3 separate regions of the Homo sapiens genome follow, and regions 2 and 3 are each linked to region 1. Evidence: chromatin contacts called from ENCODE Hi-C or POLR2A ChIA-PET data. All regions are on one chromosome and are shown on one strand. The core of a region is the stretch at or near the end of the contact, and the rest is flanking DNA. Distances in the headings are between cores, read along the strand shown. Region 1 overlaps ARHGEF28 (Rho guanine nucleotide exchange factor 28). Region 2 has its middle 20 kb from the start of ARHGEF28. Region 3 overlaps ARHGEF28 (Rho guanine nucleotide exchange factor 28).

Region 1 (4,209 bases), core at 1,128-3,627:
CCCACTCTGGAGCATGTCTTTTCATCCTCCTTACATGGGCTTTCACAGAGCGAAATTTTGATGTCTGGCATGGTTTAAAAGAAGCATTCTTAGCCTTTTTTTTTCAGGTCTAACGGGCCCTTGAGAATCCGATGAAAACTGTAGAATCTTGACAGAAAAATATACATGCACAGAATAATTTGCATCTAATTTCATGGAATTCATGGCCTCTATAAAGTTTGTTGATGGACCATATGTTATGAACTCATGGCTTAATTAATGTTGCATTAATTTCCAGCAATCCCACATAAGACTCTAGGGAGAGTTACCCTCCCTCATCAAAGTAAAAAGTGGGAAACCCTGTAGCTTACAAAAGTAAGAGCAAGTTTCTCAGCCAGGCTTTATCTAGGACCTGACCCAAGTGTTCCTTTCACAGTAATACATTCCTTTACTTCTCTGGGAGACATTGCCAGATTGCTACCTTAAACGTTGATAGATTGAAGAGCTACTCCACAAGAAGCAATCTTTTCATACTGAACTCAGACTTTTAGGTATCAGCAAATGAATGAACTTTTGGGCTTTTGTACCCGCCAGTTCAGTTTTAGCAGCATGACTCTTGTCTATGTGATTTATTACTTTTCTTGCTCTACCTTTATAAAAATGAGGGGAAAATAAATAGAAATGAGATATTGATGAAGAAGCAAGGATCTGATAAATTTGATATGATCACATGCAGTTGTGAGAAACAATACAGCGATACTTAGGTGTGCCCAAGCAGAGAATTGTCAGTATCAGCTGGGTTTTCATTGAACTTGATTATATATATATATATATATATATATATATATATATATATATATATTTTTTTTTTTTTTTTTTTTTTTTTTTTTTTTTTTGAGACGGAATCTCGCTCTGTCACCCAGGCTGGAGTGCAGTGGCGCGATCTCAGCTCACTGCAACCTCCGCCTCCCGGTTTCAAGCGATTCTCCTGCCTCAGCCTCCAGAGTAGCTGGGATTACAGGCGTCTGCCACCACACCTGGCTAATTTTTTGTATTTTTAGTAGAGATGGGGTTTCACTATGTTGGTCAGGCTGGTCTTGAACTCCTGACCTCAGGTGATCCACCCGCCTTGGCCTCCCAAAGAACTTGATAATATATTTCATTGTGAGGGGAGGGCAAAAGTAAAGCACATGTAGGAAAAGCTAGAATATATGTTGTTGAAAATTCTGGCTAAAAGGAAATGTGTAATTAAGAGTGTTATTGCTGGGTCTCTGGCAAAAGGACTCCTGGCCCCTATAAGTCTATTCATTTTTGTCACAAATGTAGTATGTGTGTTTTAAGGATGGATTATGTATAAACATAGGAGGCTGATGACGTTTGCTCTTTCTGGTTCATAAACCTATTGCTTCAACCCCTCAAACTCCTTTGTGTTTCCTAAAGATAGCATGTCCTTATCTGTCTTCATACTGAACTCCGACTTTCCATTTACAGAACTTCTTTATCTGTTTATGCTTGCCTGACATTACCATGTTCTGCCAGTCCAGTGGTCTTCCTCCTTGCATCCTCTAGCTTCTCATGGATGTAGATCATATTATCCCAACTAGATTCTGAGCTCATCAATGATACAGTCAGCATTCTATATATTTTAATATCCTTCCCTAGATGGCCTGCATAGTGCTTTGCACATAGTAAGTGACAGTACATTGGGTTTTGGACATGAAAGACATACTTTAGAAATTTATTGCTAATGAGGAAATTGATACCTTGGTAGGTCGTATCTTGCCCATGATGCTTGAGTGATGATTGAGCTTTGCGTTGACATGAACAATACATTAAACAGACTCATAGCATAAGTAAGATTGTAAAGGTGATGTCTGATAGATTGAGAACAAGCTTTTAAAGGGCTTAATCACTTTGTGTGCAAATATATCCTGCGAAATACAAGTGAGTGTGACAGGTTTGGCGGAACATTTTGTTAGCAGCTAGCTTGTGCTCCTCTTTGTACTTTATAAACGTTAGGCTGCACAATTTCAGACTGACTGGCTCTCCTTCCTCCCTATCCCCACAACCACCATTAGTTTGAATTAATGAGATCTTAGTGAACAGTTACTTTGTTGTTTCCTTTCTAATCTTCAGACATCTCCCCACTGAGTTTACCAAATAATTCAACCCTTTCACTTAAAGCAGCTTAGACCTGCATAACTCAGGTAGATAACTGTAGTCTGAAACAGGTCTATAGACACTGTTGTGTGTTCAATAATAGGTTTATTTCAAATACTGTCTCCCTACCCATTTCCATTGTGCTGGCATTGAAGGTTTTTACTTAGACTTGGCCTTATCTCCCAGCTGTTTACTGTTCTTTTCCAGTTAGTATAACAGTTGTGAAATGCAATTATAAGCCTACATTCCTAGGTTAGTATAAGGAACTGTGAGTCAGCATTTCCTTCCAAATGCAGAAAGTTTCAAACTAACATGGCAAATAGAATTACCTCAATAGTTGTTGCTCTGTCCTTTGAATTTTCAAACTGTAGGGGGACCATTCAGCTCTATAAAATCAAATAAAATTCTGTGGAGCTTTATGTCTTACATTTATTTGGTACAATGTATTTGGAATTCCTGATCCCTGGAGGTTTCTCTGGGCCATCAGGTTTAGGCTGAGCTGGGTAGGCCTATTTCAGACCCTCCTGGCCCCAATTACCAGTTACTGCTGAGTCATTTTGGTCAGTTTAATATTTAGAGATTCTGAGTGATTTCATTTGAAATAAATATTCAAAGTCTTAAAAAATCCTTTTATATACTTAACATGTAATAATAATAATAATAGTTAATAGTTGCAACTAGCATTTAGTGTTTCTGGTAGACACTAAGTTTTTTCTCTTTTTACCCTATCAAATCTCTTAATCGTCACAACAGTCTTTGGGATAGGTACTATGATTAATTCTACTTGACAGACGAGGAACTGGCCAAGGAAAGTAAAATAGTGAACCTAAAGTCATGCAATTAAGACATACTGTAGGCCGGGGCAGTGGTTCACACCTGTAATCCCAACACTGGGAGGCTGAGGTGGGAGGATTGCTTGAGCTCAGGAGTTCAAGACCAGCCTGGGCAACAGAGTGACACTCCATCTCTTTAAAAAAAAAAAAAAAAGGTGGGTGTGGTGGTATGCTCCTGCAGTTCCAGCTACTCAGAGGGCTGAGGTGGGAGGATCACTTGAACTGGGGAGGTCAAGGCTACAGTGAGCCTTGATTGTGCCACTGCTCTCCAGCCTGGGTGACAGAGTGAGACTCTGTTTCAAAACAAAAACAAAACCAAAAACAAAACATACCATAGCTGAGATTCAATGCAGCTTGTTCCCAAGCCTGTATTCCTAACTGTGAAGCTTTTGCTGTCTTTTAGCCAAGCAAATCACTGTCTTTCAGACCAGTTGTATGTTACAAAAGGACTTTGTGCTGAGGCTACAGAGAACATGGGATGGGATCAGACAGGCTGGATTTACATCTGCTAAGCCACTTCTAGCTGCTGGACCTCAGTCAAGTGCCACAACTTTGCTGAGCTTTTCTTTCCTCATATGTAAAGTGAGGACAGGAACATGCGAGGTCCCCTTATCTGAGGATAGCAGGTATGATATTGTGAAACATACACGGTATTTTGACTTCATTCTTTCTCCTGTTTCCTGGCATACAATGCCTAAACTCCTTAGAATCTCCCAAATGATGTATTTTTTATGCTAATGAGGTGACTGGTGGCTGGCAGCCCCTAGGTAGTTTCAGGATAGGCACTGGTCACAGGAAAGACTAAGGGAAGATTAGAGGATTGGGATTTTCAGCTCCACCCCCCAACCTCTGGGGAGAAGAGAGGGGCTGAAGACTAAACTGATCACAAATGGCCAATGATGCAATGAGTCATGCTTATGTAATGAAGCTTCCTTAAAAACCTAAAAGGACTGGGTTCTTGGAACTACTGGATGGCAGAACACGTGGAGGTTCCTGGAGGGTGGCACACCCAGGGGAGGGTAGGGAAGCTCCTTGCCCTTTTCCACATGCTTCACCCTATGCATTTCTTCATCTGTACCCTTCGTAATATCCTTTATAATAAACCAGTACATGTAAGTGTTTCCCTGAGTTCTGTGAGCCACACTAGGAAATTAGTCAAACCCAAGGAGAGGGTTGTGGGATCCCTGATTTATAGTCAGTTGGTCAGAGCACAGGTGAAACAACCTGAGACTTGCAT
Region 2 (4,109 bases), core at 320-2,819, 68 kb before region 1:
TCTAAACAAATGTAAAGATGCAGTATTGAATTTTAATTGCATAAAATAGACTGTAGTACATACTGTACTACTGTAGTAATTTCATAGCCACTTCCTGTTGTTATTTCAGTGAGCTCAAGTGTTGCGAATATCTGCTTAAAACATCATGTGATGCTAATCGCCTCTGAGTGAGTAGCTCATCTCTCCAGTAAATTGCCATCTCTCTCGGTTCTCGCACATTTTTCGTCATGTTTAGTTTCAATATGGTAAACTTTGAATAACACCATGAGATCTATACAGAGTACCACTAGTGATGATGGAAGTGCTCCCAAGAAGCAGAGAAAAATCATGACATTACAATAAAAAGTTGAATTTCTTGATACAAACCATAGATTGAAGACTGCAGCTGCAGTTGCCGCCATTTTAGACAGATGATTCATCTTATAAACAGATGACGTAAACTTATGATATTGATAAATACAGTACTGTAAAAATATTTTGTCTTTCTTATGATTTTCTTAATAATATTTTTCTTTTTCTAGCCTTATTGTAAGAATACAGTATATAATATGTATAATATACAAAATATATGTCAATCGACTGTTTATATTATCAGTAAGGCTTCTGGTCAACAGTAGGCTATTTGTAGTTAAGTTTTTGGGGAGTCCAAAGTTGTATGCTGATTTTTGACTGCATGGGGGGGTGGGTGTCCCTAACCCCTGTGTTGTTCAAGGGTTGGCTGTAGTTAGTAGGGATACTCTGCTTTGGACTTAGATCACCAAGCTCCTGATGTAGTTTTATTTTATGATCTTTTCTTGTTTTGTTTTTTAAAATAATCTACCATTGCCTAAGTCAATAGGTTTCTAGTATCTTTACTACAAACTAGTAATGCTTGTTGCAGTTTCTTTTTTCTTTTTCTTCAAGTCATAATGATATGATGATTTCTGTCATTAAAAGATGATTCCATCAAGCTCTTGCGAAGAAACCTTAGATAACTGGTTGTCACTATAAATAAAACACTGTGCTATTGCTATAAGTAGGCCATGTTATCACTTATACATTTTCTTAGGAAACAGGACATGGAAGTCATTTGATAGAGGAACATTAATGTAATGTTCAGGTCTACTGATACAGGCTTTATATCAATAGTCCAAATAGTAACATGTATTAGTTTATCTCTGGATTTCTTTCTTAACAGCATAGGAGATAAGAATATGGATCTCCTGGATCCATTCTGGAAAAACAGGACTAAGGGCAATATTTCACATGTGAGCAGTGAGTTACTTTCCCAGTAGCTGACACGGGTTGAATTGGTAAGAGAAGTAAGCGGTGAGAAGACAGGAACCATATCAGCCTCACACACAGGGTGTGACACGCAGCAAAAATAAATGTTTGCTGCTTGGATGTTGATTCAGGGAGGGAGGAGGGCAAATGTCAGACCTGAGATGGGGTGAGCAGGGCTACCAGAGGGAGGTGGCTTGCTCTGTCTGGACCAAACAAGGAAATGAGTCTTTGATCTCTTGAGAATTAGACAAAAATGGAACTTTCAAGGATAGAGAAGGCTTTAGAACCTTAAAAGTTTCATTTTATTTTTATTTTGAAATCCTTTGGCACTTACAGAAAAGTTCCAAGAATAGTGAGGCTTCACTCCACCTCCCCTAATGTTAACAACTTACATAACCACAATACAATGATCAAAACCAGGAAATTAACATCGGTGTGCGCTATTAACTAAAACATACCGGTTTCACCAGTCCCTTCCTCCTGCACCCCGTCTCCTTTTTCTGTTTTAGGATCCAATCCAGGATGCTACATTGCATGTAGTTGTTCTGTCTTCTTATCTGCTACAATCTGTGATGGTTCCTGAGTCATTCCTCGTTCTTCAGCACCTTGTAACTTGTGATGAATATTGGTCAGCTATGTTGCAGAAAGTCTCCCAGTTTGGATTTGTCTGATGTTTTCTCATTATTTGATTTAGGTTACATGTTTCTGGCAAGAATACCACAGAAGCAATATTGTATCTCTTTCAGAATATCATATCAGGCCTTCCTGATGTTCATGTGTCTTTTTGCTAGTGATGTTAACTTTGATCACTTAAAGTATTGTTGGCCAGGTTTCTCCATCATTAAGTTATTATTATTTTTTTTGTAATTGAGAAATATCTTGGGGGAGATACTTGAGAGTATGTAAATATCATGTTTCTGCTTAAACTTTTGTTCACTAATTTTAGCACCCGCTAGTGGACCTTGCCTGTCACAATTAATACTAGGGGTTGAAATGAAGATTATCTTTTCCCTTCATGACTGGAATTCTTTGGTGATGACGAGTTGTCCCTTCTACCCCATTTATCCATGAGTATGGGCTCATGAATATTTATTTTGTTCTATGGGTTATAATCCAATACTGTTATTATGTCTTTTGTTGCTCCAGCTGTTCCAGCTTTGGTTATTGGGAGTTCCTTCAGGCTGGCTTCTGCATCCTTTCAACATTCCCCCATCCTTTTTCGAGCACTTCCTTGTTTGCTGGCACAAAATGTTCCTGGTTCATCTGATATTTTTGCTGCTCCAGCTCTGCAATCAAATACCTCTCCAAGAAGTTATTGGAGAGTGATAGAATGCAAGTTCTGAGCTCTAGGTGTGCTCATTGCTTCCAGGGTGTCATTACTCCCAGGCTCTTTTGTGTGTGAGTGTGTGTGTGTGTGTGTGTGTGTGTGGACAGAGCTGGAAAATATATATAAATGTATACTGGTACACACATATCTATGTTTATGGTTTGTTTTTTTTTTGAGACATTCTCGCTGTGTCACCCAGGCTAGAATGCAGTGGCATGATCTCAGCTCACTGCAACCTCTGCCCCCTGGGTTCTAGCCATTCTCCTGCCTCAGCCTCCTGAGTAGCTGAGATGAGAGGCATGCACCACCACACCTGGCTAATGTTTAGTAGAGACAGAGTTTCTCCATGTTGGCCAGGCTGGTCTTGAACTCCTGATCCGTCTGCCTCAGCCTCCCAAAGTGCCAGGATTACAGGTGTGAGCCACTGTGCCTGGTCCTATGTTTATGATTGTGTCTGTTTATCTGTGCACTGCTTCTTTCATACTGCTTCTTTCAATTTGATGCCATAGGGTTTATTCTACTTTACTTCTTTTTTTTTATCTGTAATTTCTTTCTCCAACAATGGGAAACATGGCTTTCATCTATAAATACTCACTTACTTGTTTAATCCTAGCATGCATATAAAAAATGTTGTAGAATAACCTATGCCCAGGTGAGATATAGATTTATTAATAAGTCTATGGCATTTGTGCACAGTTCTTTTTGTTTTAAGCCTTATAGTATCAAAAGCTTTTCAAAAGCACTTAGGCTAGTTTATTTCTTCCACAACCCCTGCAGTGTAGTTATATTTATTTGTAATATGATTCATTTTATCTGTTACTGTTTGTATTACACTTTGGGTTTCCTCCATATCCTGGTTGATTTTCATTCATTTTAAATTTTTTTGGAGTATGTGAAAGATCATTATGATTTTAAGAGTTAAAGCATCCACCTCATCCCTACTACCCTGTTCCCATTCTCCTCCTCTCCCCATCTTTTCACCTCTTTTTTGTCTGTCCTGTGTAGGTAATCAGTCTCTTTCGCTTCTGATTTACTTTCTGTTTTTCTTTTTCATAAATGAGCAGATACATGTGCATTTTTTTATCCCTTATTTTTTACATGAAAGGTAGCATACTATAGATATGCCCTCACACTTTCCTTTTTTCATTTAATGGTGTACCCTGGAAATAACTATATCAGTTCATACAGATCTAGCCCATTCCTTTTACAGCTGCTTCGTACTTCAGTGTGGAAGTACATAAATTTATTCAATGACCATCTTGTGTATGGTCATTTAGATTGTTTTCTTTTCTTTTCTTTCTTTTTTTTTCTTTTGAGAGAGAGTTTCGCTCTATACCCCAGGCTGGAGTGCAGTGGCACAATCTCAGCTCACTGCCTCTGCCTCGTGGGTTCAAGTGATTCTCTTGCCTCAGCCTCCCAAGTAGCTGGAATTACAGATGCCCGCCACCACGCCCGGCTAATTTTTGTATTTTTAGTAGAGACAGAGTTTTGCCATGTTGGCCAGGCTGGTCTCGAACTC
Region 3 (3,640 bases), core at 925-3,424, 75 kb after region 1:
TTATTCAATAATGAAAACTTTTAAACAGTCTTCTAATTTTATGCTTTTATGGATTTTTATGTTAGATATTGAATTAATTAGAAATTTAATCATTTGGTAGAAGGCATGTTTTTGCTCCTAATGGATAGCTATTGTTCTAAAACTGTTTATTGAATTGTCCATTCTTTCCCTGCTGATTTGAAATGCCACCTATTATAACATAATTTCCATGGGTCCATGTGTCTGCCTCGGACTTTGAACTTGTCTGTCTCTATGCTACCATTACTCTGTTTAAATGACCCTGGTTTTATTGTATGTTTTGCTTTGTGGTAGAGCAAGCTTTGACAGCCCAAACATTCTCTCTCAAAAATATCATTTCGATTCTAGTGTATTTACTCCTCCAGATGAACTTTAGAATAAGCTTGTTGAGTTTCATTTGAAAAATGGGTTTTGACTGGAATACACTAAACTTGTTGATTAATTTGGGGAGATAATTTTGCCTAGCATGCTTCTTATTTTTTCCAGAAATTTCAGTGGCATATTTGAGTGTTTTTTATTTTGGATATAGTGAGTTTATAGAAAGGTGAGAACACATCTCTATTGTTTCTATGTAGAAGCAGAGTGATTCTGATATTTATGCCAACAAATTTATCTAGGAAAGTTTCTAGTTTTCAATTGCCTGAAACAAAGAATGTAATTGGATCCAGATGGGGAACTGAAAGAGATACTTTGGAATTCTGTACATTGGAATTTTGTCTTTGCCATATATGAAATCGGTGGCCTTTTTAGAAAAGTAGCAGATTTTCAGTGGACTCAGTGGTTAGAAAGATCCCACTCTTACCCAAAAAACTGCCACCTGTGGTTGGCTATTTAAGCTGTACTTGCATATTCTTTCAGAAGGCCGTTCTTCCTGCTGATCTCCTAAGTAGCTTTATCTAAATCCGTCTCCTTTGAGCTTTATCTGCCTTTTCTGAATGAAAATGTCCGTGTTATTTCATCTTCATATTTTCTTTCCTTGTCTTCCTCTCCTGCCCATCCATTTCTGTCTAAGTGGGTCTCTCTGTTGGTTTCTGTATCACCCCCTTCTTCTTCCATAGCATCTTTAACTGGGTCTTTCTGATGTTTTTCTGGTTACCATATAAGAGACTTTTTTTATTGCTGAATATCTTCTGAGTGTTAGGACTTCTGGGCATCTCTCTTTAATCTCCTTAATGGGCATGTCTTATTACTCACATGACTGTTGGTTATCCTTTCACTAGTGTAAAGCATGGCATGGTTCTTGGAAGGCAGGCGTGATGAATTACAAGACTGTAATGTTCAGGGTTGTATTGTGTTGGAAAGGGTTGCAATTAAACTCTCATAAGCTGTAGTCCTTGTCCACCCAACCGAATAAAATAGTAATATGATCGTTGTTTTGAATAGATGCAGATTAGATATCCTTGTGATCTGTGAAAATTTTTGATCTGTTTATATAATTTGTTTTTTTATTTAAAAAAAATCACGAACAGGTCAGGTCAGATTCTGCCTGTGGATAGTTAACAGTCTCTTTAGAAACCAGGAACATGACTAAAGCAAGCTGTTCTTCCTTTTTTAGGAAATGGAATTTTGTCTAAGTTTCCTCTCTCAGTCATGTTAGACATTTGTTGTTTTTTGCTTTTCAGATCTCCTTCCTGAACTTTTTTGGAAGCTATTGTATGGTAGATTTTTCTTGGCGTGTTGCTTTTCTATTGATTACGTTTATGTGTGCACATACACACGCATGCTCATATGCAGAAAAAGGGCAATTCAAAACTGCCAACCAGTGATTTTTTTTCAGAACTCTATACTTTGTATTTATACCATTTCATAATTTCCGATAACTGTGTGTGTGATACATTTTAAACCACTAGAAAAGCATAGTTGTTTGTTTATTGTAAAAAACTGAGATTAAATAACCATGTGACTACTAGAAAACCCTACACCGATTTTGTTTTTGATCCTGATTGGCTTAACTCTTAGTGTCCTGTGAAATATCTTGCTAATATTTGTCAGAGGCAAATTGATGTTAAGGAGTCTGTGTAGGCTTTTATCTGTTCACTTTCTCCTCTATCATAGGGTAAGGATATCTTGGCGAGCAGGTTTGTTTTTGTTGGACAAGCACACAAAAGCCCAGATGCTTCTCCACGCAGGGCCGAGCTCTGGAAGCCCTCCAAAGTGGGCGACCCTTTCCACCTCCAGGTTTCCATTTCCCCGCCACTCCCACAGGCTGGGCAGAATGCGCTCTCTCTCTGGAGGCCCCACTTTGTATTGCTTTTTGTGTTTTCGGTAGGGAGTAGCACAAATCCTTCAAAGCCTCTGGGGTCTGGAGATGACCTGGCAGTCCCTACCATAGCTGCTGTTCCCCTGGGTGCAACACGGCTGCTGTAGCCCCTCCGCAAAGCCTCAGGATGATGAAATACCCGAGAGCCCCAGCCTGCTGCCCCACTTCCTTTGACATTAGTCCTCAGAGGATGCCTCGGTGACCTGAGGTGGCAGCTCCTCTCCTTGGGACCAAGGCACTTTGCAGGGCTTTGTGCCAACCAGAAGCTCTTAAGAGAAAGTGTGAGGAAAGAGCACTTGGAAACCCCTCAGAGAAGAGAAATAGCAAATGGAAATAGCATAGCAAGGGGGAGGGAGTAGTCCTATTTATTTGGCAATGTTTGTAAATATTTAAGATTCTTACAGCTGACTATGGTCTAGCACAGGGTGAGGCCAGAGCTAAGAATAATTATCATGAACTTTTGTACTAATAATGGAATTTTGGATACAGGATAAAAATTAACTCAAGCCATGATGTTCAGCTGGTAGAAATTCAGAGTAGAAGACTGCTGGGTGTGGTGGCACATCCTTGTAGCCCCAGCTACCAGGGAGGCTGAAGTGGGAGGATTGCTTGCGCAGAGGAGTTTAAGACCAGCCTGGGCAACATAGTGAGACCCTGTCTCTAAAAATAATTTTTGAAAAGCAAACGGCAACGAAGTACCACACTCCTACATCTAGTACATTTTAAAGAAAGAAAAAATTCTTTCCTGTGCCCTGAAGTTCTTTAACTTTAAAAACAGAACAAACCAGCTCTGATACCCATACCTAAATACATCAGGAAGCATCTTCCCTAATGTCAAATGTGTTGTTGTTGGAAGGAAGCACTCATGCTATTTGAACTCAACCACATGAAGTGAACATAACAAATGACACTGTTATGGACCCAGGTCCTTTGTATTGTGCTTTCTTAGAGCCAGGACAAGGAAGTCTGACAATGCCCCGACTTATTCCTTTTTCAGGGGCAGATGATGATCTATGCGAAGTTTGACAAAAATGTGTATCTTCCTGAAGATGCTGAGTTTTACTTTACTTATGACGGATCTCATCAGCGACATGTCATGATTGCAGAGCGCATCGAGGATAACGTTCTCCAGTCCAGCGTCCCAGGTGAGGTGTCCTCTTTGTTGTGCAGCTGGGAAATTAGTCTGCAAATAACTTCCCTCCAGGGCTGTAGGCCAGGAAGAGAGCCAGGAAGAAAAAGAAAACAGTGCTGCAAGGTCAGGAGTGTGTGCGTGCCTGTGTGTGTATGTGTATATTAGGAAGAACACTCACATCTGAGATTCTTCCAGTTGTATCTGCTGCTTAATTAGGAGTCTTAACTTAG

Evidence for each region. Hi-C counts contacts between places; a loop is a spot of excess contacts on that map. ChIA-PET counts read pairs that join two places held with the same protein, here RNA polymerase II (POLR2A). Pooled maps may share reads with other maps.
Region 2: a loop to region 1 is called in a map of endothelial cell of umbilical vein, with 6 times the contacts of the local background. The contact joins two enhancer-like sites. A Hi-C loop is called at or near these places in 1 of 168 maps with a recorded cell type or tissue (endothelial cell of umbilical vein), 1 of 37 single-sample maps with no recorded cell type and 4 of 50 pooled maps. POLR2A ChIA-PET finds 5 or more read pairs at or near these places in 4 of 52 experiments (GM12878, HepG2, PC-9 and 1 more).
Region 3: a loop to region 1 is called in a map of aorta, with 2.0 times the contacts of the local background. The contact joins two enhancer-like sites. A Hi-C loop is called at or near these places in 1 of 168 maps with a recorded cell type or tissue (aorta), 2 of 37 single-sample maps with no recorded cell type and 7 of 50 pooled maps. POLR2A ChIA-PET finds 5 or more read pairs at or near these places in 3 of 52 experiments (GM12878, T-cell and WTC11).

The regions. Positions count from the first base shown.
Region 1 is chr5:73,670,899-73,675,107 of GRCh38, forward strand. The region is part of intron 1 of ARHGEF28 (Rho guanine nucleotide exchange factor 28); the gene reads left to right. Among named protein-coding and RNA genes, the nearest start is that of ARHGEF28, 47 kb to the left of the region's middle. Within about 2 kb of position 2,378, at least 4 of the 41 ENCODE cell types and tissues checked have a DNase peak (open chromatin) inside an H3K27ac peak, as active enhancers do; they include PC-9, Panc1 and endothelial cell of umbilical vein, where a contact is called at or near this core.
Region 2 is chr5:73,604,052-73,608,160 of GRCh38, forward strand. No RefSeq gene overlaps it. Among named protein-coding and RNA genes, the nearest start is that of ARHGEF28, 20 kb to the right of the region's middle. Within about 2 kb of position 1,570, at least 6 of the 41 ENCODE cell types and tissues checked have a DNase peak (open chromatin) inside an H3K27ac peak, as active enhancers do; they include PC-9, Panc1 and endothelial cell of umbilical vein, where a contact is called at or near this core.
Region 3 is chr5:73,746,562-73,750,201 of GRCh38, forward strand. It overlaps ARHGEF28 (Rho guanine nucleotide exchange factor 28), which reads left to right. Exons shown (of 36, transcript NM_001177693.2): 3 at 3,276-3,423. Among named protein-coding and RNA genes, the nearest start is that of ARHGEF28, 120 kb to the left of the region's middle. RefSeq lists an enhancer at 608-1,189 and silencers at 1,963-2,257, 3,363-3,640. Within about 2 kb of position 2,175, at least 11 of the 41 ENCODE cell types and tissues checked have a DNase peak (open chromatin) inside an H3K27ac peak, as active enhancers do.